Regions from separate parts of the Homo sapiens genome. Here region 1 is linked to region 2. Evidence: chromatin loops called from intact Hi-C (ENCODE). Cell type or tissue: ascending aorta. All regions are shown on one strand. Links, peaks and the distances in the headings refer to the core of each region. The heading gives the core; the rest is flanking DNA. Region 1 overlaps PRKD1 (protein kinase D1). Region 2 has its middle 280 kb from the start of PRKD1.

Region 1 (15,661 bases), core at 4,990-8,989, 410 kb after region 2:
CCTGTATGTTGTATGTGTCCTTTTAATAGGGCTTCGGTCTTTCTTTTAGCGGTGATAATTATAATATGGAGTTGTAAGACATAATACAAAGATATCCCTTGTAACTCTGCATGGTTTTTCTCAATGACATTTTGCAAAACTCTAGTTTAGTATCATAGCTAAGATATCGATATGGGCACACAATCCAGATTTCCCAAGTTTTATGTGTTCTCTTTGGGTTTGGGGGTGTGTGTGTATGTGTATGTGTATTTAGTTATATGAAATAAAAATATGAAACACATAACAAATTTGTATGTCATCCTTGTGTAGGTATGATGCTAATCTCACTATTGTCCAATTTTAGTACATGTGCTAAAGAAGTGGGCAGAGGCCTGGGGTTTCTTATGCATCGGGACTGGCTTCATTACTCAGTGATGAGAGCAATTGTTTGGGGTGTTATGCTCTGAATTTACTGTCTTGAAATCCTTGATTTTATATTTGTATTTATGTTTTATAAGTGAAGTCTGGTGGGATAATGGAACATGCCCAAGACTTGAAGTCTTGGTTCAGGTGACCACTTGTGCTGTTGTCCACTTCTGGCTTCCCCACCACTGAGGACCCCAAGCCCAACCTGGCCTCTTCTTCCCTGCTCCTGCGCAACAACTGCTGCTATCCTCAGCCCCTGGCAGAGAGGGTCAGGGTCTGACGCAGGAGCCCCACAGGTCTTAGAACAGGGCATAGATGTGGCCGCCCCTTCTAGGAGTGCCACTGTGGTGCCTCAGTGGGGCAAACTTCTCACTCCTGAACTAGATGCTTAATGCATCCTTATGTAGGGACTGTAGTGCTTCTGGGGGTCATCCTTCTGCCTGTGGGCTCGAGCAGTAGAGTTGTGTGTGGGAAGGGAGATGTCCAGCTCACCTCTCCTAGGTGGTGCACAGAGCATTGCTCTGGCAGCTGGAAGGAGAGAGAACTCAGCCGCTAGCCAGTGGGCAGTTTGTGTGAGCTGTGGGTGCGCATGTGGGGGTAGAACCCTGGAAGGTCTGCATTTATTGTGCAGATATCCCTGTGCCTGAAGGATGTCAAGTAGCAAATAACACCATGGCAGGTTGAGGGGAAGCTGCGGAAGAAAGGAAAACACTTGATATTTTAGTACCTTTAATGGCACTTTTCCTCTGCTTTATGAACAAGGGGCCCTGCAAATTATGTAGCCCATTCTGATAAGCATAGTGTTATCTTCAGCAATCATTTACTATACACAGTGCCCACTTGTTTTCACTGCATCATCCTATATTTGCTTCAAATCTCAGTGACATAATAAGAAGATATTCAGTGAGACTGTGTGGAGACTAGAGCAGCACAAAACCCATAATGATATAAATATGTGGTGGAAAATTACAATAAAACCCTTGCATCTTCCACTTTAATTTTGCCTCAAGGAAATGGCAAACTGCCCAGCTGGCAATAACCAGTTCCAAATGAGCTGCCAAAACTACTAGGTGCTGAAATACATAGTTTGTTGCACTTCCCCACTTTGGTGCCTGACTGTAGGTTTTGAGGTTGGCATTTTAAAGCCAGAGCAGGTGCCTGCCACCTGGAAGCATTTTCTTAAGTGCCAAGCTAATGTCACCACAATAAGACCAATGAAGTGTATTTTTAAATAACATTGAAACTGCTTTACATGTGTATACATATCTATTGAAATAAATCCTAAATAGGCCTAAAATGTTTTCATCTGGAATTCAAAGGGATATGATTTGTGTCTTGGAACAATGAAAGATTCTTATAAAAAGGAGCATGCTGATAGAAAACATTTAGATAAAATATTTGAAAAGTTTGTAAATGTAGATTGAAGTATTAGCATAAGAAAATTAGATTGCTTTACCTTGGAACCTGACATTAGAGGTGCTGAGGTGACAGCGAAGAATACATACAGGCACACGTCTTTATATTGCTGTTCACTTGATTGTGCTTTGCAGATTGTGCATTTTTTTTACAATTCAAGGTTTGTGGCAACATTGCATCAAGCATGTCTATTGTTGCCATTTTTCCAGTAGCACATGTTCACTTCAAGTTTCTGTGTCATGTTTTGGTAATTATCACCATTTTTCAAACTTTTATTATATTTTTATGGTGATCTGTGATGAATGATTTTTGTAATTACTATTGTAATTGTTTTGATATACCAAAAATTGTGCCCATATAAGACAGCGAACTTAAGTGTGTGTGTTCTGACTGGTTCATCCACCAGCTATTCCCTCATCTCCCTCCTTCTGTTTAGGCCTCTCTATTCCCTGATAAACAATATTGAAATTAAGCCAATTAATAACTCTACAATGACTTCTAAGGGTCAAGTGAAAGGAAGAGTCACATGTCTTTCATTGTAAATCAAAAACTATAAATGATTAAGCTTAGTAAGGTGTGGCCTCTTGTGCCAAACACTTAGCCAAATTGTGAGTGCCAAGGAAAAGTTATTGAAGGAAATTAAAAGTGCTACTCCAGTGAACACACAAATGATAAGAAAACAAAACAGCCTTAGTACTGATAGGGAGAAAGTTTTAGTGGTCTGGATAGAAGATCAAAGCAGCCACAACATACCCTTAAGCCAAATCCTAATCCAGAGTAAGGTCCTAACTCTCTTTAATTCTGTGAATGCTGAGAGAGGTGAGGAAGCTACAGAAGAAAAGTTGAAAGCTAACAGAGTTTGTTTCATAAGGTTTAAAGAAAGAAGCCATCACCATAAAATAAAAGTGCAAGGTGTAGCAGCAAGTGCTGATGTAGAAGCATCAGCAAGTTATCCAGAAGATCTAGCTAAGATCATTGATGAAGGTGGCTTCACTAAATAACAGATTTTCAATGAAGACAAAACATCCTTCTATCGGAAGAAGAAGCATCTAGGATTTTCACAGCTAGAGAGGAGAATGCCTGGCTTCAAAGCCTCCAAGCAGAGGCTGACTCCCTTGTTAGGGGCTAAAGCAGCTGGTAACTTTAAGTTGAAGCCAGTGCTCATTGACCATTCTGAAAATCCTGGGGCCTTTAAGATGTATGCTAAATCTGTTCTGTCTGTGCTCCATAAATGGAATAAAACCTGTGTGACAGCACATCTGTTTGCAGCATGGTTTCTGAATATTTTAAGCCACGGTTAAGACTTACCATTCAGATAAAAAAGATTCCTTTCAAAATATTGTTTTTCGTTGACAATGCACCTGGTCACCCAAGAGCTCTGGTGGAGATGGACAAGGAATTAAATGTTTTCATAGCTGCTAATGGAACTCCATTCTGCAGCCCATGGATCAGAGAGTAATTTCAACTTTCAAGTGTTATTGTTTAAGAAATGTATTTCATAAGGCTACAGCTGCCATTGATATAGTGATTTCTCTGATAGATCTGGGCAAAGTAAATTGAAAACATTTTGGATAGGAATCACCATTCTAAATGCCATTAAGAATCTTCATGATTCATCAGAGGTGGTTAAAACCGTAACAATAAGAGGAGTTTGGAAGAAGTTGATTCCAACACTTATGGATGACTTTGATGGGTTCAGGACTTCAGTAGTGGAGGTAACTGCAGATGTGGTTAAACTATCAAGAGAACTAGAATTAGAAGTAGAACCTGAAGGTGGTTCATGCCTGTAATTCCAGCACTTTGGGAGGCCAAGATGGGCAGATTGCCTGAGGTCAGGAGTTCGAGATCAGCCTGGCCAATATGGTGAAACTCCATCTCTACTAAAAATACAAAAATTAGCTGAGTGTGGTGGCAGGTGCCTGTAATCCCAGCTACTTGGGAAGCTGATGCAGGAGAATTGCTTGAACCCAGGAGGCAGAGGTTGTAGTGAGCTGAGACAACACTATTGTACTCCAACCTGGGCGACAAGAGCAAAACTCCCATCTCAAAAAAAAAAAAAAAAAAAAAAAAAAAAAAAAAAAAAAAAAAGTAGAGCCTGAAAGTAGGACCGAATTGCTGCAATCTAATGATTAAACTTGAATGGATGACTAGTGGCTTCTTATGGATGAACAAATAAAGTCATTTCTTTTGATAGAATCTAGAATCTACTCCTGGTGAAGATTCCGTTAACATTATTTAAATGACAACAAAGGATTTAGGGTTTTACATAAACTTAGTTGATAAAGCAGTGGCAGGATTTGAGAGGATTGACTCCAATTTTGAAAGACACTCTACTGTGGGTAAAATGCCATCAAAAAGCATCACATGCTACAGAGAAATCTTTCATGAAGAGTCAACCGATGCAGCAAACATCATTGTTGTCTTATGTTAAGAAATTGGTTGTGAGGCACGGTGGCTCACTCCTGTAACTCTAGCAGGTTGGGAGGCCAAGGCGGGCGAATCACTTGAGGCTAGGAGTTCGAGACCAGCCTGGTTAACATGGTGAAATCCCGTCTATACTAGAAATACAAAAATTAGCCAGTCTTGGTGGCACACACCTGTAATCCCAGCTACTCGGGAGGCTAAGGCATGAGAATTGCTTGAACCCAGGAGGTGGAGGTTTCAGTGAGCCGAAGATCATGCCACAGCATTCCAGCCTGGGAGATAGAGCAAGACTCTGTCTCAAAAAAAAAAGGAAAAGAAAAAAAAGAAAAGAAAAGAAATTGGGCTGGTATGGTGGCTTATGTCTGTAATCCCAGCACTTTGGAAGGCTGAGGTGGTGGATCACTTGAGCTCAAGAAGTGTGAGACCAGCCTGGACAACATGGCGAAACCTCATCTCTAGAAAAAAATACAAAAATTAGCCAGGCATGGTGGCACACACCGGTAGTCCCAGCTACTTGGGATGCTGAGGTGGGAGGATCACCTGAGCCTGGGAGGCAGAGGTTGCAGTGAGCCAAGAAATTGCCACTGCACTCCAGCCTGGGCCATGGAGTGTGACCCTGTCTCAATTTTTTTTTTTTTAAAAAAAGAGGAAATTGCTACAGCCACCTCAGCCTTCAGCAATCACCACTGTGATCAATCAACAGCCATCAATATTGAGACTAGATTCTCCACTGGCAAAGAGATTAGGACTCCCTGAAGGCTTACATCAAGAATCCCCAAACCTCAAACCATAGACACAATAGGAGTTGAGCAGTGAGCCAGTGAGCATTACCGTCTGAGCTCTGCTTTCTTGCCTTCTGTCAGATCAGCGGCATCAGATTCTCATAAGAGCCTGATGATCTGAGGTGGAACAGTTTCACCCTGAAATCATCCCCTGTCAAGAGACCACTGGAGACGATTGTCAGCATTTTTTAGCAATAAAGTATTTTTTTTTTCATTGAGGCATGTGCATTTTTTAAGACATAATGCTATTGCAGACTTAATTGACTACAGTGTAGTGTAAGCATAGCTTTTATATGCATTGAGAAACCTGAAAATTTGTGTGACTTGCCATATTGCGACAATATGGTTTTATTGGTTTTATTGTTGTGATCTGAACTGAATCCACAACATGTTCAATGTATTCCTGGCATGTTTTTATAACATTTCAATCTTTGAGACCAAAGGACCTCTCTTGTTTCAGTTGCAAAAGTATGTCTGTTTTGGTGCCTGTAAATACATTTACAAATCTGATGCCTTCAGGATGCTTACAGGCAGTCCTTTGTCTCCAGTTAAGCTTTTTCTTTTCTTTAAGTTTTCAGTAGAATATTCCAGGAATCTCTGCATACTTCAGGAGTTTGCAAGGTTAGTTTTTTGTTTTAATACTTACCTGAACAGTCGAACCATTTTCTAATGCTCATCTAACCAAACAACTACTTTATTTATTGTTCTGCCTGACCTGTAATGTAATCTGCATGATGCGCTGGCTGTTTTCTGATTCAGACTACATATTTCAGATTGGATCTACTTGTTGTATTTTTTTTTTCTCCTGCAACCTGAAGGCCAGGCAGAGAGGGTTCATTGAAATCTAGGATTTGTTAGATTGTATTTTAATCAGTTTCACAGCATACCCTCCTTCTCCCAAGCCTATTGCCCAATCTCAGAATGAGATCAAAATAAACTGAAATTGTCCTTACTCACTTTCACAAAGTTGCTAGTTAGAAGCAAAATGTCCAATCCATCCTGTAGGAAGAAGAGAGGGACCCAGCAATGGGCCCAGTTAATCTGTAAATTGCATATTTAACGTAGGAATAATCATGGCTCTTGTTATTGAGATCTTTTCAGTACATTTGGTGGAAGTAAACTGTTTGTGTCCTCCAGTGGTTGATGAGATCCGCTTCTTGCCTTGCTTTCCTCTCCTGGGCATTTATTTGCTAAGCAGATTGATCTATTTAGTGCATCTGTGTCTGGGTGGGTGATGTCTCCACTACTACAGTACACTCTTCTGTATTTATTATTTCACTAACAATTACTTCCACTTTCTCAATTTTCCCTTCTCTGGCTTGTTCTCATGCTCTTATCTTGCCATAACTTAAGTTTTCTTCTCTCCTCCTCATTGCATATTCCCCTTCATTGGCAACTTACAAGTACTTACATCACCTTGTGATGACTCACACTTTCTGTTGATAATGAAAAGTGATCATGTTCTAGAGAGCAGAGCCCATGCTCTGGAGGCAGCCTGCCAAGGGTTGAATCCTGGCTCTTGGCTCTACCACCCATCAGCTCACTAGCACTGTGAACTTGGACAAGTTTTTTAACCTCTCCTTGCCTACCTTTCCACATCTGAAAAATGCAATACTCTAGTTCCCACCTCATAGAGATGCTGTGAAGATTAAAGGAGTTATTCTACATTGTGGATTTAGAACGATTCGTGGCACGTAGTAAGTGCTCAACAACTGTTAGCCATTGTTATTACTTAATTTCATTTAGCTCAGTTGTATGACCATTCATTCAGCCTTCTATTAGCATTCTATTTTTCTGGCAACACCTATTGATATCCCAGATAATTAATTTTCTTTTTTTGTAATGCATTTAGAAAATGCTGCTCTTTGAAGTAAGTTAAGTGTTGCCTTTTTCTCTGTTATTTTGCAAGGAGGACAGCTTGAGTTGGAATATCTAGAAGTAAAAATCTCTCTGTTATGGTCAAATACCTCTTAGTATCCCTCAGCCAATGGGTGTGATTTTTACTTCTTCCCCCGACCAATCTAATGGAGTTCAACATCTTGCTACTGCAGGTGTCACCTGCTTACTATTAATAGCAGCATGGTCAATACCCAGGAGGTTGTAGAAATGCAGATCAGAGGACACACTGCAGACCAACTGTATGATAATCTATAGTCTAACAAGATATCCATGTTATTCTTAAGGCTATTAAAATTTGAGAAGCACTATACCAACATTTCTAGGTCTAGAGCACCATAATTCTGCTCTAGGGAAATAGGAAGAAACCAACCTGAATTCCATTTTAATAACACATAATATTGACTATTTCTATAATTTAGCACTTTAAGCCCTATGAGATTTCCTGGAAAACCTATGTTGGCATTCTCTTGGGTGTAATTGTTATCGATTAATGTCATGATTAAAAGTACGGCTTAGGTCTACTGGGAGTTTTAGCTCACTGAAAGGAAAAAAAAACACCTCATTGATCTGAAGCCCTCAGTCAGTCATTCTTAGCTTTTCAGAAAATACTTCAGATAAATAGCAATAATGTTAGCACTGAGAGGTTTGTCTCAGGGGATGATCTTTCTAACAATGACTTGCATTGATTAAGTTCATTGCTTTTTAACTGTTCACTTTGTTACTGTGGTAACTCTATTTTAAACATTAGGATGCATTTTTTTTTTTTTTAGTTGGATTGTGTATGGGTAAAGTAGCACAAGGAGGCATATTTGGGCTTCTTGTACTACTGGTGAATTACTTGTTGAGAGTCTAATGCTCCTGTTTTCTAAATACTGCTTTGTTGAGACAAGATTCTGGAAAAAGAAGACATTGGACATGTTCGTGGGTTAGACAGCATTAAGAAAAGTCAGGCAACTGTTATGATTCTTGGTATCAGTGTCAGCTCTCAAGAAAGGACTAAAAGTGCTAGATTTACTAGCTGGAGAACATTGCTTTTTGAACAGTTTACTCTTGGGAATCTTGTATAACAATGTTGTTAGATTGTTCTCTTGCCTTTTGCATACATTTTTTTTTTTTTTTTTAGTTTCGTTCTTGTTGCCCATACTGGAGTATAATGGCCTGATCTCGGCTCATTGCAACCTTCGCCTTCTGAGTTCAAGCAATTCTCCTGCCTCAGCCTCCCCAGTAGCTGGGATTACAGGCGCCAACCACCATGCCCGGCTAATTTTTGTATTTTTAGTAGAGATGGGGTTTTGCCATGTTGGCCAGGCTGGTTTCAAACTCCTGACCTCAGGTGATCCGCCCCCCTCGGCCTCCCAAAGTGCTGGGATTACAGGTGTGAGCCACTGCACCCGGCCGCATACATTTGTTTTTATGGGTGGTTGAAACGTTTAGAAAATCTTCAGCTCACTGCTTACTGTGGTTACAGGATAGCAAGAAAGATAAAGAGATTGGGTTTAGGCATTTTGAATTTGGCTTTAAATGAACCCAGTTGCAGATGTTAAATGGTGATATTAAGTCAGTCTAAGCATTAATATAAAATGATGTTCAAAAGTTATAGAACAGCATATAAATAATTGAAAAACAAAAGATCATTATTTTACCCCTAATTACTAGCCTTGGAGTATGGGTCAACCTTTCCACATCCCTCACCTTTCACATGCAATGAGATGCTCAGTGAATCCCAATAATTATCCTTTTCTTAGAGTCTCAAGTTCTTATCCTCTGTTTTTATTAAAACAGCTGTGTTTCCAGCTTGGATTATTTTTACCTCCTACTTAAACTGTTGCAATTCATGGGTCATTTACTCCTTCAGAGTTACCAACTATGTTTTTAACAAGTTGAGTATGCTAATATAGAGTTACAATTTTGATATTAACTAGACAAAAAAATTAAAACTTGGTGACTTCTCATTGTCAGTAAACAAAAAAATCATTTCCCAATCTGGTCAATTAAAATTCCCCAAAATGGTCATAGTTTACCTTAAAATATTCTTGCTAGACCTTCCTAAGTATGAACCTTGTGTGCCATCAAAATGAGACTGTTTATTCTAGTCCATATGTACATTGTATTTCACAATATTTGGACCTTAGCTCTGTTTTTCCCTCCATCTGGAATGGTCTACTCATAATTTCTGCCCACTGAAATACTTCTTATCCTTAATCCTTTTCCTTAAGCCTGTGGGTCCTTTCAGCCCTGAACACTCAGGTATGAACCAAATACTACCATTTGGGAGGGATATATAGAGGATAGTCTTGCATGGCTTTTGACCTGGCCTGTCTCATGTCCGGCTCATTGAAATGCAGTTTCTGGTTCTCAGATTTTAAGTTCCAGAAACTTCATTTTTAAAATAAAACCAGAGTTGCTATAGTTCCTAGAAGATAAATCCAGGCTAGTAAGCCTCACAAAATATTTTTATGGACTGGAGTGCCTGTATACTAACTTAGAGTGAGTGATGTGCTTTTCTTGGATATTGCCTTTCTGCAACAAGATGTCTGCAAAGCAGATTCAGAAACTGGAAAGTTGCTCAATTGGCTCAGAATTGAAACATAAGGAATTGGTTGGTCTTGAAGGATATTCCATCCAGGTTATGGGAAAATCTTATTGAGTCACCTGATAAGATTCTTTTCCTTGGATAATTTGATGTAAACACTGGTGGATTCCTCAGGTTCCAATCTTTTATCTGTTGCTCCAACTGACTGAATTACAGTTCTCCTTTACATCTTCCATTCTGATAGTATCATTCTAAAGATGTCACTTTGTTACCTTGTTTTAAATTTAGCAACTTCCTATCCTTGTCAATTAACTTGTAAAGTAATCCAGGTCTAGAAAACCACATTTAGATCTATCTAATCCATCTACTGTGGTGCAAAAATCTTTGGATGGCTGTTCTCATACATCATGTGTTTGCTTTTGAGCCTTTATAGTCTCATAATGTGCTTTTTATCTGAACTTACACAAGAATTATTAAATTGCCTTGTGCATTAGATGTATTGTCTTCTTCCTTTCTTAATCTATTTGTATTATGGTTATTGGCAAACTGGCCTTATTTACTATCAGGTCTAAATTTCTTAAAAGCTGGGACTATTACTTATTCTTGTTTGTTTTTTCTGTAGTCTCAAGTAGAGTCACATCTTTTTTTTTTCAGAAATGTAGCTTTACATTCTTCATTTATTTATTAATTCTCTCCTTCCCTCTTTCCCACCCTCTCTCCCTTCCTTTCTTCCTTCGCTCCTTTCTTCCTTCCTTTCACAGGCATTTATGAAACATATACTATTTGCCAGGAATGTATTAATGTCTGAGATTACAGGTATAAAAGATGTAGACCCAGGCCGGGCCTGGTGGCTCATGCCTGTAATCCCAGCACTTTGGGAGGCTGAGGCGGGTGGATCACCTGAGGTCAGGAGTTTGAGACCAGCCTGACCAACATGGAGAAACCCCGTCTCTACTAAAAATACAAAATTAGCCAGGTGTGTTGGCGCATGCCTGTGATCCCAGCTACTGGGGATGCTGAGGCAGGAGAAACGCTTGAACCTGGGAGGCGGAGGTTGCGATGAGCCGAGATTGTGCCATTGCACTCCAGCCTGGGCAACAAGAGCGAAACTCCATCTAAAAAAAAAAACACGTAGACCCTAATAGCATAGTTACTGCCACTCATTGATTGCCTTAAGCTCTTCATGTAATTCATATAAGACCACCAAAACCTAAGTGTTAATACTCCCCACTTGTTTTTTGTTTTGTTTTGTTTTTTAATAAGCATATTGAGGTTCAGAAAGAAAAAATGACTTTCTTAAAACCACACTGTTAGTGAAACAGCTGGGATTGAAGATCAAGGCGATTGCCTCAAGTGGTTCTTTTTCCCTACTGCTTATTCATGTTCATTGGAGGCAACTTTATCGTTTAAGGTACTGTGATGGCTAGCTACACGTGTCAACTTAGCCAGGCTGTGGAGGCCAGTTCTTGATTAAACACTTATCTGTGTGTTGCTGTGAAGGTTTTTTGTAGGTATGGTTAACATCCATATTCAGTAAGCTTTAAGTAGAGGCATTAGCCTTGATAATGTGGGGAGGCCTCATCAATCAGTTGAAGACCTCAAGAACAAAAACTGAAAAGAAGTTTTGCCTCAAGACTGCAGTACCAGCTCCTGCCTGAGTTTCTAGCTAGCTTGCCTGCCCTTAGATTTTGGATTTTCCAGTCTCTACAATGGCATGAGACATTTACACACACACACAAACACACACACACACACACTTGGGTCCCCTTTCTCTGGAGAACCTTGACTAATGGGCTGATACAGGTTCTGACAGTTAAATAGACAAAATATTACACTAGCATTTTTATTGCATTACTTTAAACTCTCAAATTAAAAGTGTTTTAAAGTTTAAAATGTATATACCATATAGTAATTTTATTTTAAATAGGGAGGATTGGTGCCAGGGGTCTTATCATGAAGGGACCAAGTGTGGAGCTAGAAGGAAAGGGATGAAGGACTGGACTGTTTTTCAAGGTGATTGAAAAAATAGAGGGATGTCACAACTTAAAGTTGGTCACATTATAGCTGTCCAGGGAAAGATTTATAAAATTGTTGAAGATACTCATTTCAAAAAATTCAAATAACAGAAAACACACATTTTTTTTCCTGTGATTTGACATCAGCATGTCTATGTGTAGAGTCTGTAGTGTTCACAATTTTACTTTTAGTTTTCATAAGGTAAAGCAAGTCAAATATTTTCCTGCATGTGGACTTACCAAATATGAAGACACTGAAAAGCAGAGTAGTGATTTTAGGAATTTGGATTTCAGTCGAAAATTTCATTATTAGGCCCAAAGTTATTGTGGTGAATCCATAAAAGTTTTTTTGTCAATTGCAAATCAGAGTTAACCCACCAATAAAACCCCAGGGTCTAGAACACAGGTTTTAATGAAGTAGAAGTGGACACAGGGAGGAACAGAGTGTTAAACAAATGCAAGCACGCCTCTACGCAACCAGTGCGGACTCTCCTTGGAATGGGATATCACAGCCAAGTTGATTGGAGATATACAGTTGATGCTTATTATTTGTGGAAGTTCTGTTCTGTCACATCATCTTAGTTAGCAAATACTGAACCATTTCTCCTGGGAGAAATACAGGGTGGGTTAGTTCCTGTGAGTCTCTTGTCACATTTTTCTGAACGACCTATACATAATCTCATGTGTTTCTGTTTTAAAGACACCTTTTTTAATCTACTTATGGTCAATAGCGGTCAAACCCATGCCTGAACTGAGTTTATCTAACACATGTATTTTCTCTGTGAGACACATAACAGCTTTCTTGCACTTAGGAACACTAGACGGCACTTCAGCACTATGCTTGGGGCTCCTTTTGAGCAGCACGATCACCAAGAAGAAGCACAAAATGCAAAAAATGTGGCATTAAATAGACCATGAAAAGAACACTGTTGAGAGTATTGAGAACTGAAACAAGAAGGCAGTGTAAGCTGGGAATGTGTACATTGGGTAGTTCATTTTCTTGCCACTCCGTGCATGTCTGCAAGTGACCCCGAAAGCACTGCAGTATTTATTTTGGTGTCATAAATACATTTTAGCAAGTAGATGAATTTGCAAATGAGGAATTGGCAAATAATGAGGATCAGATCTACATAAGCAGTTTGGGTCTTCCTGGAAGATGAAACTATTTGTAGTTAAATAGCTCCCCCAAAGACACTCTGTAAGAGAGTGCAGTGCTGCCGAAGGACAGTGTTTGGCTTCTGAAGATTTTATGTTCATTTGCAAGATTATTTAATAAACATTTTTAATCCTTGCTATTGCAGCCTTTTAGAAGAAAATCTGTGCTATAAATAACAAAACTTTAACAATGGCAGTATGCTTTCTTTAGGAATCCCGGAGCAATTTCAGGTGTCTGTTTTGAACCACTGGAATGATTAATAAAATCAGTGCAAATAAACAAAAAATCAAAATTCAAGCAAAGTAATTTGTTATCTTTTCCAAAATATTAGTAGGGAAGCAATTTGTTTTCTTTCACCAAGATTTACAGAGTCAGTTCATTAAAATATCACTTGTTTAACCATGTTAAAACAATTACTTGTTTAATTGAGGTTTTCACCTTTTAATGACTTTTGTCATATTGAAATTTGCCAAGAAATTAGCAAGTCTACAACTTTGATTCTTGCATACTATTTTAATACTTTTAGGTTGATGCCAATCCTTTAATTCTTTATTTGTCCAACACTTAGTATGTGCAAATTTCTTTGCTTAAGAATTCTGAATTAGCAAAGCAGGGATTTTCTTGACTTAAGCAGCTGCCAAATCGTGGAGGTACTCCCACCCAAGAAAGAGGAGTAAAAGTGAGATGTGCTCTTTTACGCTCCTGCAGCAAAATTAGAACTCAAGGACAGAGGGGGTAGAACAGCTCAACTACTGATGAGATTATTATTTAACAGAAAAGAAAAGAAAAAGAATCAGTGATGTGGAAGATTATTGAATTTTTTTGTGAATCAAGATTTCCTCCAATAGCTCATTGTACACTGAATAAAAAAGGTTGGGTTATATTTTTATTCTGAAAAGATATTGCAAGCCATTTTTCTCAGCCATTTCATAAATTAGAATGGGAGAAAATAGATTTATATTATAGCAAGTACAATTTAGTGTAGACTAGTGGTGGGGGGCTACTACCAGAGCACTACAATTATGAATATTTATAACCTGAAATAGATGTAAGAAGTAAATTAGAGAAATTAACATGGGCAATAATCATATTCATACAGTGACACTGACTTGGAGAGAATTATATTAGGTAGTCAGAAGACTTTAGCCTATTGCTGCTTGAAATTATGTATACATGGATCCTTAATGTTCTGGGCTTGAATTTGAAAGGCTCACTCATCAAGATTTTTAGACACATTATATTTGCTTTTGCAAATTAGAAGCTCCAACCACAGATGCAAGTATACATTGCCATGTGTGGAATTAATGCTTCAGACAGCTTATGAATATGTATGTGTATTTTGGTGGCGCTTCTGCCACATGAGTCTGAAAAGCAGTGGGAAGTGGGTGGAACTGCGTGGAACTGCATATTGCTGTCAGAAAAGTGCAATTCTCAAAGAAAAAAATATAGGGGCAAATTTTCATTTCAGACATGTCTGCAAAAACATAAAATTTTCCCAAAGAGGAAAGCTGATATTTGTCCATTTTAATTGTTAAAATTTCTGTTGACATCTTCACAACTTAGAAATATTCTGAGGCCAATCCTTTATATTTAAATATACATACATCTTCAAGATGGTTTCTGGAATGCCTTAAGTTTCAATATGTAGTGAGATTTATATGGCATTGAGTTCTGTAATTACAGTTGTAGCTGATTGAATTACTGGTATATATGGGTTGGGTCTAGCTTAAGTTATAGTGGGAGGTTTTGTGTCTGTATTTCACCAGGATGTTGGTATTAACCACTGATTACCTCAAAATCATGTTCATCTAGAAAAAGAAATGCAATATAAATGGTAGTCCATTTGCAATCTGTTCCACTTTATGGGCACCACTTGTAAGTCATGGTAGCTGGGCAGGTTGGGGTGGAGGGACAGGAAAGCTAAGGCCAATAGCAGCTCCTGTGGTGGTGTGTGTGTCTGTAGCAGTGCAGGTGCTTCGAGGTTCCCTGGGCCCAAGAGGACGAAGGGTCTGCACCAACTGATAGTGGCACCCTTGGGTAGTTTGAATTAATTACCTGTTATGATCAGCCCCCTTTGATAAAAGTTTTAGGGTGTTCCGGAAAACCTTGTCACTCGGTGATGGTTTGGTGTAAGGGTCTGGTTAGAGCAGGATCAGATGATATTTACATGTTTCATATGCTGTAACAGTACAATTCTGATACTTCAGACAGATATTTAAGCAATTCCTAACAGTACATTTTAAACATCAAATTGAACCAGTGACAGATAATAACACAATTACTATTGCTCTGTTTTATTGATGTAAACTTACTGCATTTGATCAATTATTACCAAAGAGATTTTAATCCATCGCTTACAAACAATTTGTTTACAAGGCATACTGATATCCTCCTAAAAGACCATCTGATACGGCTTTGCATTTTCACCTGTTCTTGAAGTAGTCCCTCAGGCTATTTCCCTTTACCCCAGTTATCATTTAGAAAAGGTTTGCTTTTGATATGTAGTTAGGGTGCCTGTAAATTCCCTTTTTATCGTAGGTCTGGTCTAATGGAGGGTCCAAAGTTTTCTAGGTAACAATACTTTCTTCCATTTAGCCTTAGTCATCATTTCTTAATGGCCTTCCTCCTTAGAGCTCTAAATTGGATTAAGGTTGTATGTTATCTAGGAACTTTATAAAGAATTAATTGTTATAAATTTTCATTTGTCTTAAAAAACAAATAACAACAAAAACTCTTACACCTGTTAACCTCCCTTGCCCTTCTAGCTTCTGTGCCATTCTTCATTTCCCTTTGCAGTGCAACTCAACATGTCTACACTTGTTGTCTCTAATTCTCCTTTAATTAACTCCTAAACATACTTAAATCAGACTCTTGTCCTCACCATTCCCCTAGAACTCTGGTCAGGTTCAACAGTGACCTTTAAGTTACTATATCAGTAGGTTAGTGTTTGGCCCTCATCTTACTTGACCTATCCAGAGCATTAGAGACATGTATCTTCCTAGAGGCCTGTGACTCACTTGTTCCTCCACAT
Region 2 (15,661 bases), core at 4,069-8,068:
ATGAGATGTCACTGCATAAAAATTATTTAGACTCAGGTATCTTGATTGTTGTTCATGATTCTGTCTTCTACATGGGGCTGCCTTGTTGACTGATAGATTTCCCTGAGGAATGGCTGTGGATAACTGCCATTGGATGCAAGTTTCTTTGGGTACAACTCTTTTCTTTATTAGCCATACTAAATATATTGGGCCCATCTTCCTTATGAATTTACATATTTAACCCTTGACACACCAATTTCTTTTCATTGTTCCTATTGAACTTACACAGTGCCCTCACAATCAGTATGCTCTTGCTTGAAATACTTGTAATGAATTATCTGTATATAGTTTACGAAACTAGCCTCATTTTTTTTACAGCCATACAGTTTTTACAACCACTGACTTTTGAAGATTAATCTCATAACTTTTTTTTTTTTTTTTGAGACAGAGTTTCGCTCTTGTCGCCCAGGCTGGTGCGCAATGGCATGATCTTGGCTCATTGCAACATCTGCCTCTTGGGTTCAAGCAATTTTCCTGCCTCAGCCTCCTAAGTAGCTGAGATTACAGGCGTCTGCCACCATACCTGGCTAATTTTTGTATTTTTAGTAGAGACAGGGTTTCACCATGCTGGCCAGGCTAATCTCAACTTTCTTAATGAGAATTCTGTTAAATAGGGAACACTATTAAGCATATTAAGCATATTTTTTGTACAAGGAAACCAAGGAACAGAGAGGGTCAGTGAGTTTGCTGAGGCCAAACAGTGACAGAAACATGGAGCACAAAGCATGGATTATCCATAACTTGGCCCATTGGTGTGGCTTCTCCTCCCATTATACCCTCAAATCACCACGAGCTTTTCTAGAGACATTTTCTTTGGCCTCATGGTATTGCATATATGCTTGAGATAGACCATAAAGCACCAAACTATCCTTTTTAGAACCCAGAAATCACGATTCCCTTTTTCTACCTCTACCTTCAATTTTTGTGGCAATGGAAAAAGAATTCAAAATCAGGCTGAGCAAGTCCATTTGGGTCTTAGGAAACAAGTCAATTGTTTTTATTTTCTCTACTCCCAAGATACTCTGGGGTTGGTACACAGCAGCCTGGAAAAGAGAAGCATCCATGGGCCATCTCATTTCTGACTCAGTCAGCCAGCTGGGTGTTGAGACTATTTCCATGGCTTCCAATCCGTCAATGCTTGAAAACATTTACTACGGAAAGGATCGCTGGCTCGGGGAAGACATTTGTCTAATTCGGCAACAGTACTTTACACTGCATTTCCAGATTATGCCTCTCCTTGAAAATGATCTATTACAGGAGCAGTTTATAAAATTAAACACTTGTCATTATGCAATGCAAAATTCATGAAGCAACCAAATGTCAGGGATCTACATATTTAAAAGATGGGAGCTTTAGCATTTCTTCCCTGGCAGGGATTCTGAGCAGTAAAAGGCCCAGAGAAAAACATAGCTAATCACAAAGCTGTTTTGGAATGGACCAAACCATTCCTTTTTGGGACTGTTAGTCCAAAGGGACCCTCTTTCTCTGGTGGAAAAATAATTGTCTACTTAATAATTATTTATTGAATATTTGTGTGCCAATCAATGTGCAAAGTACTGGGACAACATCAATGAATAGAAGCAGTGTCCTGGCTCTCATGGAGCCAACATTCTAATGAGAATGAGGTGAGAGAGGTAGGCAATAAACAAGTAAACAAATAAATGACATGAAAAAAAATTTTTTTTTATAATGTTCCCTCCCTACCCACACATCTTTTTTTTCTATTAGAGAAAAAGGATATCTATCATCTCAAACTACAGTAGCCTTTTTTGAATTGCCAGGGACAAGTTACTCATCTGTGAACTGTTAACACGGAGCAATTATGGGGTACAGGGTACCACTCTAGTTACAGACCTGCTGGAATATGATAGGGTAAAAAATAAATTAGCTATCTGCAAGAAACTTTCTTGGAAGAAATACAAAACACACTCTTGATAAAGCTGATGATCATGCTGTTAGAGCCCCCTTGTCCATGTTCTCTCCTATTACTTTGCTACTAGCTTTGGAGGATAGAGGAATAAATACTCATTCCTAGGTAATTTAAGCCCTTGCATAGGGGCCCAATTACCCATCCATTTGAAGCTCATAAAGAATACCCCTGGCCAATTCTCATGCCTCAGCCTCCTGAGTAGCTGGGACTACAAGTATGCGCCACCACATCTGGCTAATTTTGGTACTTTTTATTAGAGACAGGGTTTTGCTATGTTGGCCAGGCCAGTCTCAAACTCCTGGCCTCAAACACCTCAAGTGATCTGCCCACAATGGCCTCCCAAGGTGCTGGGATGTTCTCTCCCATTATTGCTTTTAGCTTTGGAGGATAGAGGAATAAATACTCATGGCCAGGTTTGGGCCTGTGATAGATACAGGAGCATTAGGCAACTTAAGCCCTTGCACAGGGGCCAATTATCCATCCATTTTAAGCTCATAAAGAACATCCGTGGCTACTCAGGAGGCTGAGGAATGAGAATTGCTTGAGCCTGGGAGGCGGAGGTTGCAGTGAGGTGAGATCGCACCACTGCACTCCAGCCTGGGTGACAGAGCAAGACTCTGTCTCAAAAAACAAACAAACACACACAAAAAAACAAAAGAAGACCACTTGCTAGAGGGACCAGTGACTTACGAGTCTACCTCTAATACCTTCTCCATTGAGAACCATATCTACTGGCCATGATTCCTCTTGGGTGTCTGTGCTACCAGTTGAGACCCATGGATATGTTACTGCCTTCTCCTCAGAGCTCTGTTGTCACCTCTCATACCATACTCACCAGTTCACCCCAAAGCAATTCTGTCATGAGATTTACACCTGGCTGCTTTGGCACAGTCATTTTGATGCTAGGAACTTTTTGTCATGGAAACATGGTTTTGACATAATATTTTAGCCTCTGACTTTCAGTGTTTTAAAATACACATTATGTTGACAGTTAAGAGTGTAGTAAAGATCAAGGATATTGATTTTGCATGTTAATTAGTAATGACAAGAAAAATAGTGATCTTACATATTGAAAGTGCCATTTTGATGTCAAAGTAGCTACATCAAAATGATTTTGTCAAAATTGATGCATTAATCACAATGTCAAAAAGTTCTTCTTGGATTGTCCTCTTACTTCATCTTCATCACTCATCTAGGGTATAATGGAAGATCCTATTCCAGAAAACTTCCTAATCTGAAAACGACATGGGCATCCAGCCTCAGCAGCAAACCACATAAATTGGACATCATGTGGCTCTCCTGGTAAGGCACAACAACATGCACGTAGGCCAGAAAGCAGAAACCATCTATCTACTGGGGTCATGGAGGCCATCAAACAATGGCTTGTTCACATTCTTTTTATGAGCATCCAGATTTCCCTGAAAGTGCGACCACTGAGGAGGATCTCAGAGTAGAAGAGAGATCAAAGACAGATGTTATCCATCTTAGATTGCCATCAGGTGTGTGTGCATTTTGAGAAATTAATAAGACCTAGTTTTTGGAAGGAGTGAATGAGCATTCCAGAGGGAAAGACTGTTGTGTGCAAAATATTCCTGTGCAGAGAATGCTAGAAAAGTGAATTTGACTGGAACTTGGGACACGTTCAGGGAGCGAGTGAAAGAAAATGAAATGTAGTTGGAGAAGGGCCTTGAATGTGTGTGGCTACAGAAATGGATGTGATATTGAGAGGCAATAAGAAGCTATTATGACTTTTAACAGGTAAGCTACGTGACAGCAAACTGGTTGAAAGACTACCCAAACTTCTTTGTAAGAGGAACTGGTACAGGAGTGGAACTGGAAGCTAGGAGAGCTGCCCTAGAAGTTTCTCTGCAACCCAGGCATAAGGCAATGAGGATTTAACCTCATCGTAAACTGGTTGCTGAAGTGGAAATAAAGATGCATATTTGAATGAAATAAAGAAGAAGGAATTTGCAAGTCTTGGGGAAAGATTAAATATCAGGAGTTAAAGAAGGATAACTCCAAAACGAATCTAAGATACTCAGCTTAGCTGAAGATTGGCCATGGTGTTGCCATTGATAGTAATGGACAAACTTGGGAAGTATGCCATTTTGAGGGTGAGAATCATGAATCCAAAGTTTACTATTATAGTGTTGATGGGACAACCAAGAAGAACTATTCTGCTATGCGGATAAATGATGGTATGGGCTTGGAAAGAGTTTGAAAAATCACAGTAGAAATGGAAGATTTAAGACCTTTGTGGAAGTGGAATTATGTGATCAAATTATCATGATCACCATCACTGTCATCATGAAGCATTGTGTGAAGATACAGTGGGAGTGAGTAAATGTGTTTGTAAAGTCACAGACATAGATATGGACAAAATCCAAGTTTAGATATAGTCCTCAATAAGGGAAGAGAAGAAATCAGTAAAACCATTGGAAACAATGAGGTATTTGATAAATAGAATTGGCGAATAGAATAGAGAGTGCTTCAAGAAAGGGTTGTAATCAGGGTGTCATGACGAAGCAATGAATTCAAGAAGGGGGAATGGAATCTGATCATCTAGAGAGGCTAACTTCCTTTTGAGAAAGTCATGAGTTTACAGGCATGGTTAAGTAGGGAGTGGCTGCAGAAGTAGAGACTATAATAAAATAAAGTTTAGAAAGGACAGAATCGAAATCAGAGGAACTCAGAGGTCATCTATGATAACCTCCTCTCCATTTCAGGAGTCACGTTCAGGAGCTGCAGCCCTAACAGATACTCACTCTGTCTTGTTGGAAGGACACCGTCTAATTTGTTAGGCGGTTGATTCTATATTGGGAGATTAGCATATTGGGTTAGTGAATTCTCCATTTCATTGAGATAAAAATACAAAAAGATACAACCACGGAAGGAAGAAATTTGCTGGTAGCAGGAAAGTGTGGAGGGTTCAAGTAAAGTTCTTATATTTATTTTAACTAGAAGAGAGGTTTGTGTATAGTTAAAGGAAAAGAAAAAGAAGCATGAAAGAGGAAAGGGTTAAAGAGTAGCAAGGAGGCGGATGGTGAAGCTTCTTTGAGGCCAGAGGCAGGAAGTGATCAGAGACGCAGATGGAAAGGTTATTTTCATTTGATTTATCCACCCACTAACCGGTGTCTGATATAGTGCTTTTAGCATAGCGTGTGTGCAACACAGAGATGTGCTGATTGATTAATTGAGGAGAAGAAAGGTACTTTTGAGATCCAAGAAAAGATAAAGGGGGGGATTCAGAAAAGGATCTGGGATCTAACGAGTGACACAAATCCCGTGAGCTGAGGAGCAAGACAAATTCAGAAGCTTCACTTTTGGCCACTATAAGGAAAATGGCTGCTGTTTTAGTCAATTTTAAAGATAATGATTTTTTTAAGCCATCTGACTCCTTTGTGCCTTCTATCAGAATTGAAGTAATAGGCAAGTCATTCAGATAAAACTGTCCCTCCTGGAGGAAGAGACATGCCAAGAGAACCTTGGCCAGATGGGAGCTGTAGAAAGGGGCTCAGAGGGGCATTTTGCTTGCCCAGTCAGTTTGGATTTAAACCAGGTGCCTCCAGGGTAGGCCAGAGCTTTGCCAGTCAAGAGCAGGGGTGTAAGCTGCCATTGTGTGAAAACAAGTTAAGTTGCTTGGTTCCAGGGAATGTGGTCCAAGTGTCATAAATGCATCTGTTTAATAATGCATATCAGTAGCTCTTCCAGAATTTGGGTGCCTTGAGCTGCCTTTGTTTCCTCATTTCCAGAAAAATGAACAAGTCCGTGTCTTGACAAAAGCACTAGATGGCAGCATAGGACATCTATTCAACTGTCTCTCTCCACAGGCTGCTGGAATTTTGACAGATACAAAACGGTACCTGTGGTTTTGTGTATAAAACTGGTATAACTGTTTGTACATTTAAAAAATGTAACAATAAATTAAACATAAGGGAAAAGGGTTGCTAATAAATACAGTGTTAGACTGCATTTTTGTATACCAGGTGACAAGCCTGGGCATTCAAACCTGATTTGTGTAGGGGATGGGCAGGATGGGAAGCGAGTTGAAAGAGTTGCAAAATGTACACGCTGGGTGGTTATAGCTTCCTTGAGGGTTGTTGTTGATTTACCCATATGTCTGTGTGCATTCCATAGAGGTGAAAATTTAGGGAAGTGAGGGGTACGATATGTCTGAAAGTCTGGATACAAGGGACTTTGGAAGAAAGCAGCATTCTGTGATTCTCTGACTCACTGTTTTGATGGGTGGAAGGTGAAAGTGTGAGCTCATTATATGTGCTTTTCTTAAAGAGGCAAATAATGCCTCCCCATTTTCTTACTCATCATTTAGAAAGTGGGCCTATGAAGCCTGCACACATTGTAGCCTATAGGACTAGGCTCAGTATATACTATCATCTTTTCTCTTTAGTCTGGATTGATTCACTTCCTTGGTTAGAGCAACTGCTACCTGAGACACTAAGGGCATAGGTTTGATTCCAGTCAGAGTCAGTTGGTATGCTACAGAAAAGAAGAAAACAAACAAAAAAAAAAATCCCAGGATCGCACACGGAAAATCCACTTAACCAGCTCTACAAAGATTCTTCACCACTTCTAGAAAAGTAATTCAAAGCACACATCCTGTCAATATATATGGTCAGAAGCATTATCTTTTTATTCATTCTTTCATTGAACAAACATTTGTCATCTACTATGTGCCAAGCATTGTGCTGGGTAATGAAAGAGATCTAAAAAAACACAAAACCAAACCAAAACAAAAATAACCCAAACACTATGTAACATAATACACATCTCCTTTATTACAAAGATGATGTTAATAATAATAACTATTGGTATAATGGTTTATAGTTCCTGACACACTTTCATCCACAATATCTTATTTGGTTCTTACAATGATCCTGCCATTTGGATTTTTTTGCAGGTGAGGAACTGAGATTTAGAAATTATTAATAATTTGCCTAGATCATAGTCAATTAGTGGTATTTCCAGCACTCAAAACTAGTATTTTGATTCTAATTCCTAAACTTTTTTTACTATACCATACAATTATAAAGAAAATGCTTCATATTTTATACCATTTCAAGCTCTTTTCTGAAAACATTTTGGTCTCAGGAATCTGGGAAATTTAGATCAAAGGTTTGAATTCAAGTGCTATGTGATTATTTATCTGGTAAATACAGTTTAGAAATAAAGAAGTTTTCCACTAACTGTAGAATAAAAACCTGTAATGTGCCAAGGAAGAAAATTTCACTTTGATTTATTCTTATTTTGTTTCTTGTTTGTAAATAGGGCAAATATCATATATAAGAATGCTACTGAAACAGCATTTGTCCTACTATATATATAGAGAGAGTGTATATGGACAGAGAGTGACAGAATACAAATTTCTTATGGCGAAGGAAGGGCTGTTTTCCAGATATTTCTTTACTTCATATGCCTAAATGTCTCTCATTTCACTCATTGTTTTTCCTGGGTTTCTGTGTTTTGCTCCAAATCATATACCCACCACAGTGCAAACTGCCTGGCACGTAGAGGCTTTTCATTTAGTTGTTGAATGAATGGAGTAAAGAAAAGCAGAGTCCATCTATTAACCTCATTTGGTCCAGCCCCAGCCAACCTTCTGCCTCATTCCAGGGGATCTCTCAATTTTAAGAGCAGAACTTACCTCAAATCCTATCTATAAAACAAGACTGTCCCTAACCTTCGCTTATAGTGTATAGTCTATTGCTGTACAATTTAGCACCTGTTTTTAGGTTTTCTTGTATTCTCTGGTTGTTTCACGTGGGCAAGTAACGTTTCCCAACCAGAGCATCAGGTCTAGGAGGGCAGTGCTTGTCATCACATAATATCCGTTTACTTGCATCTCACAACATGTCTATTTAAATCTGTAAATTCTGTGTAGTCACGCCTTTCTCTGGTGGCACATTCCAGTCTAATTCCATCTGCAGGCACTTGAGCATGAGCAGGGAGGTGGAGATGCTATCTTTTGGGAGGTGCTGCACCAGGTGAAATCATCCTATTTCAATGCGGGCATTCAAAGCCAACAAAGACGCCGTGTTGCTTTATTCCCAGGGGCTGCTGATTGCCCATTTTAGTGATCTGAGTCCATCATCTCGTTCTTAGCTGGTCACAAAGGGCTAGTTGTAAACAACCACTGTCCAAATTGATCATATTACCCAGGAGATGAGCAACCACCAGGTATAATCTCAGTTGGTGTCTGGAAGGCTTATAGCATAGGCTGTGATGTAAATCAGAAGCAAAGACCATAAAAAAGTAGGTTGATTTCCTCTTACTTAGCATTCAGTGGAATGAATCATTTAAATGCTTAGTGATTTTTTTAAACTAGCGTTCAACATAGAGATTAATGAGGTTTTTTTCCCTTCTCTGCTTTCTGTGTACATAAGCCCACAGTTGGCTTATCCATAGGCAATATGTTACCATCTATATGATAGGATTTGAAGTATACTACAAAGTCCTTAGACTTTTCCCTTACTGGCCTACTATAGTACAATCATTAGAATCATTTATTTTGGATAAGGCATTGTCTCTAGAAAAAGTCTATAAAAATGGCTATTACCTGCCAGAGACATTATTAACAAGGAATAATTCATTAGGTTGCTTAATTTTCACTCAACATTGGCACCACTGCTATCCCCCAAGCTCCCCAGAATAAGTAAGAGGGCAGAAATGGAAAAATCACTCTGAGGTAGAAATTTCTAAAACTGTCTTTATTCAGTTTATAATTAAAGTTAGAGTCAATGGAAATTTGGAACCAACCAAAAGGAAAATTTAAATCTTGTTGTGAGAATATTTTAAATACTAATGTTCCCCCTGCTATGTTGGTGTTACAATTCTCAATAGGAAATGATTCAGAATTCCTTCTAAGCCTTTATGTGGGGCCACAAGAATGTGGAAATACTTCTGCTTTCCTCAAGGACAAGAGACTAAGAGATCAAAGTCCAAAGTCAATCATAAGAGACCAGAGATCCAGGCCAAGTGTTGGAGCTTTCTGCTCAGGGATGCAAGAGCTGCATGGCTTATTCTAGGCATGGGGTGTCCAAGTTCTGTCTTTCCTGCCCTCTATGTTTCCTTTGTAAATCTTAGGGACCTTTTTGAATCTCAAATTCGAACAGATGACAAAAGCCTCTCTTCAAATGAGCCCGTAGGGGTGTGAGTGTGAGTGTGTGTGCACATGCCCTCAGGAAAGGGGCAAAGGAAGTCTCTCACAGACTGAGATTAAACCTGACAGTGCAAATTAATTTTACTGCACAAAGATTGTGCCTGAAGCCCACACTTACATTTAGTGCCTGCTTTCATAAATGAAGAAAATAGTTTGAGAAAGAGGTGAAACGATCAAAAGCACATTGTTATTATTATTATTTTTTAATCTTATGGAGTGATGGAGAAGAGAGAAAGGGCAGGATCCCAGTTCCACATTCTCAAGCATTATCCCACTAGATTGGTCTGAGGTTTGAGGTACAGCTTCGCTTGGTCTCAGGTCTGATTAGCCCATTATGAAACTACTGGTTCGTGGTTCTTCTATCAATGTCCCAAACCCCTCTATAGCTGCTCTTGCCTTTAAGGTTTGGCCTTTCTCACTTTGATGACTCACCTCTTGCTCTGTCAGAGGTTCAGGGAAATACATGCTTTCATGGGACTATTCCAGGGAGAGCACACAGCAACACAGAGTGGGAATGAAGTGCGGCCCTGCAGCCTGGTTCCTGGTTCCAGTGTCCCATCTTCTTATGGTCTTTAGTCTTTGTGATGTATACCTGTATGTTATCATTTCGTATTTGTGATACCAGCTCTGGAAAACCTGATCATTTCTTTGCAGGCACCACATCTATAGAATTAATAGATCTGTGGGCCTAATTAAGAAGAGAATCTCTAAGGCACCAGATCTCTTAGCAACTCAGGCTAAACTACTTCAGTTGCCAAATAATCAGTTTTGCATTTAGCAATGTGCTTGAAGTTGAACTGTTTTAGGGAGAAGAATGAGAATCAAAGGATTCTGTGTGTTTTTGTGTATATGGTATCATAGCGGTGGTGGTGGTGGTGGTGGGGTGTGTGTGTGTGTGTGTGTCTCCGTGTGTCTGTGTATGTATGTGTGGATAGTGAATCTTGTATTTCCACAGCTTAGTCAAATTAATAGGAATAATACTATCATACGGTTTTAGGCAAGTTGTTCACTTACGTTATTGGCATTTTCAAGTATCTGTAGCTGGGCCAAATGAAAACTGGACTAAACTGTACATTCAGTTACTTTACTCTCTATTTAGTTCTACCAGACAGCTCAAATGTCAACAGATCAGTATGTGGTACTGACAAGACAGCATAAGGTTCTAGAAAGGGCTCAGGCTTTGGGGACTAGTGTTCTGGCCTTGGCATACTGTCCAACCTGTGCAACACCTCAGATGATTGTTAGGAGGAAGAACCTAGGTGTACCAAGGAAAGCGCCCAGCATGTGGCCTATCATCTAGCAGGTTTCAACAAATGGACCGTCTCTTTCTACCTGGCATATTGAGCAAATTGTCCTTACTTTAGAAGCCACAATATGACTCCCTTTTTGTCATTCTCCCCCCAAAACCTTATTTTCCAAATAAATTTAAGACATAGTAACAAGATACCTATTGCTATGGTTTGAATGTCCCCTCCACAACTCATGTTGAAATGTAATTGCCATTGTGACAATATTAAAAAGGGAACTGTTAAGATGTAATTAGCCTGTGAGAGCTCTGTCCTCATGGATGGATTAAAGCTGTTATCATGGGAGTGGGTTCCTGATAAAAGCAAGCTCAGCCCTATCTTTCTCTCTCTTGTTCTTTTCTGCTCTCTTGCCATGTGATGCCTTCTGCCATGAAATGATGCAGTAAGAAGACCTTCCCCAGATGCAGCCCCCCCATCTTAGACTTCCTAGCCTCCAGAACCATGAGCCAAATGCATTTCTTTTGAAAATAATTTACCTAGTTTCTGGTATATTGTTATAGCAACACAAAATGGACTAAGACACTACCTAAAGCCATATATTTTTGACATGAGAAAATATTTTCTTATGTTTACTGTGGGGACTTTAAAAATTCTGAGCTCTAGCCTTGGGAATCCATTGAGTAATCACGTGACTTTGAGCAAGGATTGCAGGAGCTCTAAGTCACCATTTTCTTCACATTAATATAAAAATTATCCATCAAAGATCTAACTCAAATGTCTATGCTGGCTTACAACCATCTCTCTCACCTTTGTGAATTCTGACTGCCATGAGAGTTGCATGTTTTAGAATTATTTATTCCATGTTAGTAACATCTCTCCAAATAGATAGCTTACCTTTTTTCCTGCAATAAAAGTATATATTATATATATATATATATATATATACACACACACACACACATATATACATATATACACATATATAGTATATATACTATGGTATTTTCTATAATAAAAATATTTATTGATCGGTGGATGATATTGGTAATTTTAATATCTAGGGAGTAAATATCTAGAATATGAATGACTGCATTTGGGTCTCTTGCTTTTTCTTCTTCCTCCATCACCTTACCTATTTTACAGCTCCAACCCCTCTCACTAAACAATGGGCAGGACAGAGCAAAGACAATCTGGTCTCTTAGTCCACTCATTGATGAAAGAGAATTTGAGAAACCATTGCCTAGAATGAGAGTTTTGAGTTATCTGTGGTTTTTAAATTATTCATTCATTCTTTATTGGCAAGGTTCTTCTAGGGAAAACCTCATAAAAGCTTTACACAAGAACTGATATTATTACAGAGAGGAAGGGTTAAGTATAACATGAGGAATTAAATATAAGTACTGCAGCTGTTCAGCTGGGTATAATAATACACACCTGATGCTATTTATATTCTGCTCTCCTAGTAGCAGCTGCTAAGAATTTTTAAACAAAGAAAGCACTGAATATTTGCATAACTAATTCCAAATTTGGGAACTTGCTTTATTTTTGTTAATAATGGAAAGGAGAAGGAAAATACATCAAGACTATATAATTGGTGGAACCAGTTAAATGCTTTCTTTCTTTTCTTTTCTTTCTTTCTTTTCTTTCTTTTCTTTCTTTCTTTCTCTTTCTTTCTTTCTTTCTTTCTTTCTTTCTTTCTTTCTTTCTTTCTTTCTTTCTTTCTCTCTTTCTTTCCTTCCTTTCTTTCTTTCGTCTCCTTCCTTCCTTCCTTCTTTCCTTCCTCCCTCCCTCCCTCCCTCCCTCCTTTATTGCTACAGGTGAGGGAGAGGAGGAGGAATAAAAGGAGAAGTTGGGAAGAGATATATATGTCACAAGTGGGCCAGTTGCTGTTCTGCTGGCCTCTGCCATGATGACAACTGAGAAAATATTCCTAACAGCTCTCATGTCTCCATTTCAGTAGCTACCAATATCACACTATCCTAACACTGGAGTGCCACAGGCCAGTCCACATGCTATAGAAAGTGCTATAATATAGCTTCTATTTACCAACAGCAGACAGCCTGAGCACTGTGAGCACATTTCCCATATGGCACCGCATGGCAGAATTGCGGGCTTTACCAAAACATTGTTGACCTTACATACATTCACAAAAAGATTAAATAAAGCCCATTTCCAGGGCCTGAAACAGTTTAACACCAAAAACAGTGTTTTCTCTTCTAGTTCTTACATCTCACTTATATTACTCTTTCAGTCCATTAAGATGGGGCCCTAAAGCTAAGAGGCAAAGTCACATGACTTTGCTATTCTGTGCATACTAAGCGGACTATTATCTTCCATGGGATGAATGATAAAATGGCTCCAATTTCTAAATAGAGGCAGTGAATCCTTTCGGAAACATACCTCTATTGGGCTTTCAGCAAACCCAGTTGCTGCGTGCCTGTGCTAGCTTCTGTCTGAGTCAGGTGTGGGGCACATAGGGGAGGAGTGGGTATAGAGAACTGCTTACCGGTTTCTGCTTCTCTGATGATTTCCAGATAGACTGTGCAGCCTCTCCATTTTTATGAGATTTGATGCAAAGAATAAAAGAGATTGGCTAAAATTTTGATATTCCACAGCTCTAATTGCTTTTGAGAGAAAGCAACAACATTGAGGTGATCATTATTAGTATGATTGGAAGGTACGAAAGAGGAAATGATCTGCCGAGTGTTACCTTGGCTGAGTTTAGTTTTTTTGGAAATGAGATGGAAAAGATTAAGGCCTTAATGTCTGTTTTCTTCATTTTTATCTTCTCCCAATGCCTCACACCCCACCACTATATCTGTAGATATTTCCAAGGTGTTTATATATATACAGAAATGGCCAGACCAGTTTGAGGGCCTCAAAAACACAATCTCAGAGGGTCATTCATGAAAACAGAGCTCTTCACTAAGGAGACAGTATCATATTCTTTGGACAAGAAGGAGGCAAATTTCTCAGCCCATAGGATATCCTGAGCAAAATTTACAAAGGACCATTCCCCCATTGCTTATCAAATGTTTACTGGTTAGAGATACATTGTCCCACCAAATAGAGCATCTTACTTTATAATGGGAGAATGAGTGCCACTGTTTGTTGGCAACATAGGACAACAGACACACATTGACCATCTCCTGTGCCCGACAAAAAAAGGGAAGGGCTGGGTGCATTGGCTCACACCTGTAATCCCAGCACTTTGGGAGGCTGAGGCGGGTAGATCACAAGCTCAGTAGTTCGAGACCAGCCTGGCCAATATGGTGAAACACCATCTTTACTAAAAATATAAAAATTAGCTGGGTGTGGTGGCAGGTGCCTGTAGTCCCAGCTACTCGAGAGGCTGAGGCAGGACAATCGCTTGAACCCGGGAGGCAGAGATTGCGGTGAGCCGAGATTGCACCACTGCACTCCAGCCTGGCTACAGGCTTAAAAAAAACCAAAAACCAAAAACCAAAAAGGGAAGACTTCCTCTGGCAACGCCATAATCCTGAATGGAGCAGCTTATTTTACCTGTAAAGGTATTGGAGTCTACAGTAGGTATTAAGTTAGATATTTTTCCTAGGATTTAGATATAGAGTGCTTTTTTTTTTTTTGACAGAATCTCACTCTGTTGCCCAGGCTGGAGTGCAGTGGTGTGATCTCGGCTCACTGCAACCTCCACCTCCCTGGGTTCAAGTGATTCTTGTGCCTCAGCCTCCTCGGTAGCTGGGACTATGGGTGCCTGCCATCATGCCTGGCTAATTTTTGTCTTTTTAGCAGAGACAGGGTTTCACCATGTTGGTCAGGCTGGTCTCAAACTCCTGACCTCAAGTGACCCGCCTGCCTTAGCCTCTCAAAGTGCTGACACTATAGGCATGGTCCACCACGCCCGGCCTAGACTGCTTTTAATACCAGGTGTTGGTCACTTCTTGGTTAGATTGTTCAAGCTGATTTCCTTGGGCAGGGGAAAACTAGGGTTCTTAAAACCAAGGTAATTAGTTTGCTATAGTACAGAGAAAAATGCTATTCACGCAGACCATGCCACAAAAATCACCAGATCCTAGTATTTGTCTAGACATCTTATAAATACATATTACTAATTACAGGAGGAACCAGGAGGCTGATCAGGTGATATAGCGCATGTATCAGTCAGCATAGGTGAAGTCCATAATAAAAACTCCCAAATCTCAGTGACGTCTCACAATGAAGATATATAATGTGCTAAGCCATGATCTAATGCAAGTCAGTGGGGTGGATGGGGGTCTTCCATACAGACTTCTTATGTCTTCTAGGACCTTCAAGTACATGCTCCATTGAACTCTCTGAATTCAGCTGGCTAAAAAAGAAGAAAGAGAAGATGGAGAAGGCACAACCATTCTAAACTGCCTTGACATGGAGGTGACACCAGTTTTATTGTAGGAATAAGTGACATGATTGTATCTAATTGCAAGGGCCTGGGAAGCACAACTAACCATGCACCAAAGAAGACAAGAACACAGGTAATGTTGAGCAGTAGCTATTTGTCACAGTATGCCTCTCCGTTTTGGTAATAGCAATATCTTTGTAATCATAGGACAAGTCATTTAAAAAATTATGGGATCTAACTAGGGCATACTGCCAGCCTTACTCCATGTAATAATCTGTAAAAGAATTGTATACACAGTAGAGGGACTATAAAATTTTCCTTATGTATCATCTCCCCTCAGTACACATTCTAACCCTGAATATCGCAGCTAGGGATCATTATTTCAGGGTGATAGCTGGGGACTCACAACCAGTCAGATCTTGTCAAGTGAGCACACACTGCAGGCCCTTGACCTGAACCTGGGTAGCTGGTTAGGAGGGTTGTAAATTTCAAGGCAGTGCCATTCCCAATTGCAATGGCACCTCGTGTTTCATTTCTAGCTCCTTGGTGAGAGTGTCTCCTCCCACTGGCATGGCATTTAGATGATTTTAGTGGCTCCTAAGATGGGTGTGAGGAGAACAGAAAAGCTCTTTTGAATTGTAATCAGTCTGTCTCTAGACATGCTAGCAAAGATGCTTAAACAGCACTCTGTAAAGATGTTAAGAAAATATTTGTAGTGCTTCACACACACCTATAGACAAAAAACAGTTCTTGTTGCTGTAGAAGCAGCAACACTGTACAGCCTTAATTAAAGCATCATCTGACCTGTTTTTTTTTTTTATGCTACAGTTGCAGAATCCTGCTGAAGAAAAGGATTAATTACAGATGAGCTGCATGCCATGATAATTAACTATTGCGGCTTCTCTTACTTG

Evidence for each region. A loop is a pair of places that touch in the nucleus more often than their neighbours do. Peaks named below come from ENCODE experiments on the same cell type or tissue, not always from the same donor. Only the 100,000 strongest peaks of a DNase experiment are listed, where the experiment ranks them.
Region 1: it touches region 2 in a loop (2.1-fold over the local background); 1 of 110 quality-filtered maps calls a loop at or near these places.

The regions. Positions count from the first base shown.
Region 1 is chr14:29,796,622-29,812,282 of GRCh38, reverse strand. The region is part of intron 1 of PRKD1 (protein kinase D1); the gene reads left to right. It also overlaps the pseudogene RNU6-1234P. Among named protein-coding and RNA genes, the nearest start is that of PRKD1, 120 kb to the left of the region's middle. In ascending aorta, for the core only: no CTCF peak of the experiment used is centred there; a DNase peak (open chromatin) is centred at 6,512.
Region 2 is chr14:30,204,756-30,220,416 of GRCh38, reverse strand. No RefSeq gene overlaps it. Among named protein-coding and RNA genes, the nearest start is that of PRKD1, 280 kb to the right of the region's middle. In ascending aorta, for the core only: a CTCF peak has its summit at 5,758 (motif pointing right); no DNase peak of the experiment used is centred there; H3K4me3 peaks cover 355 bases.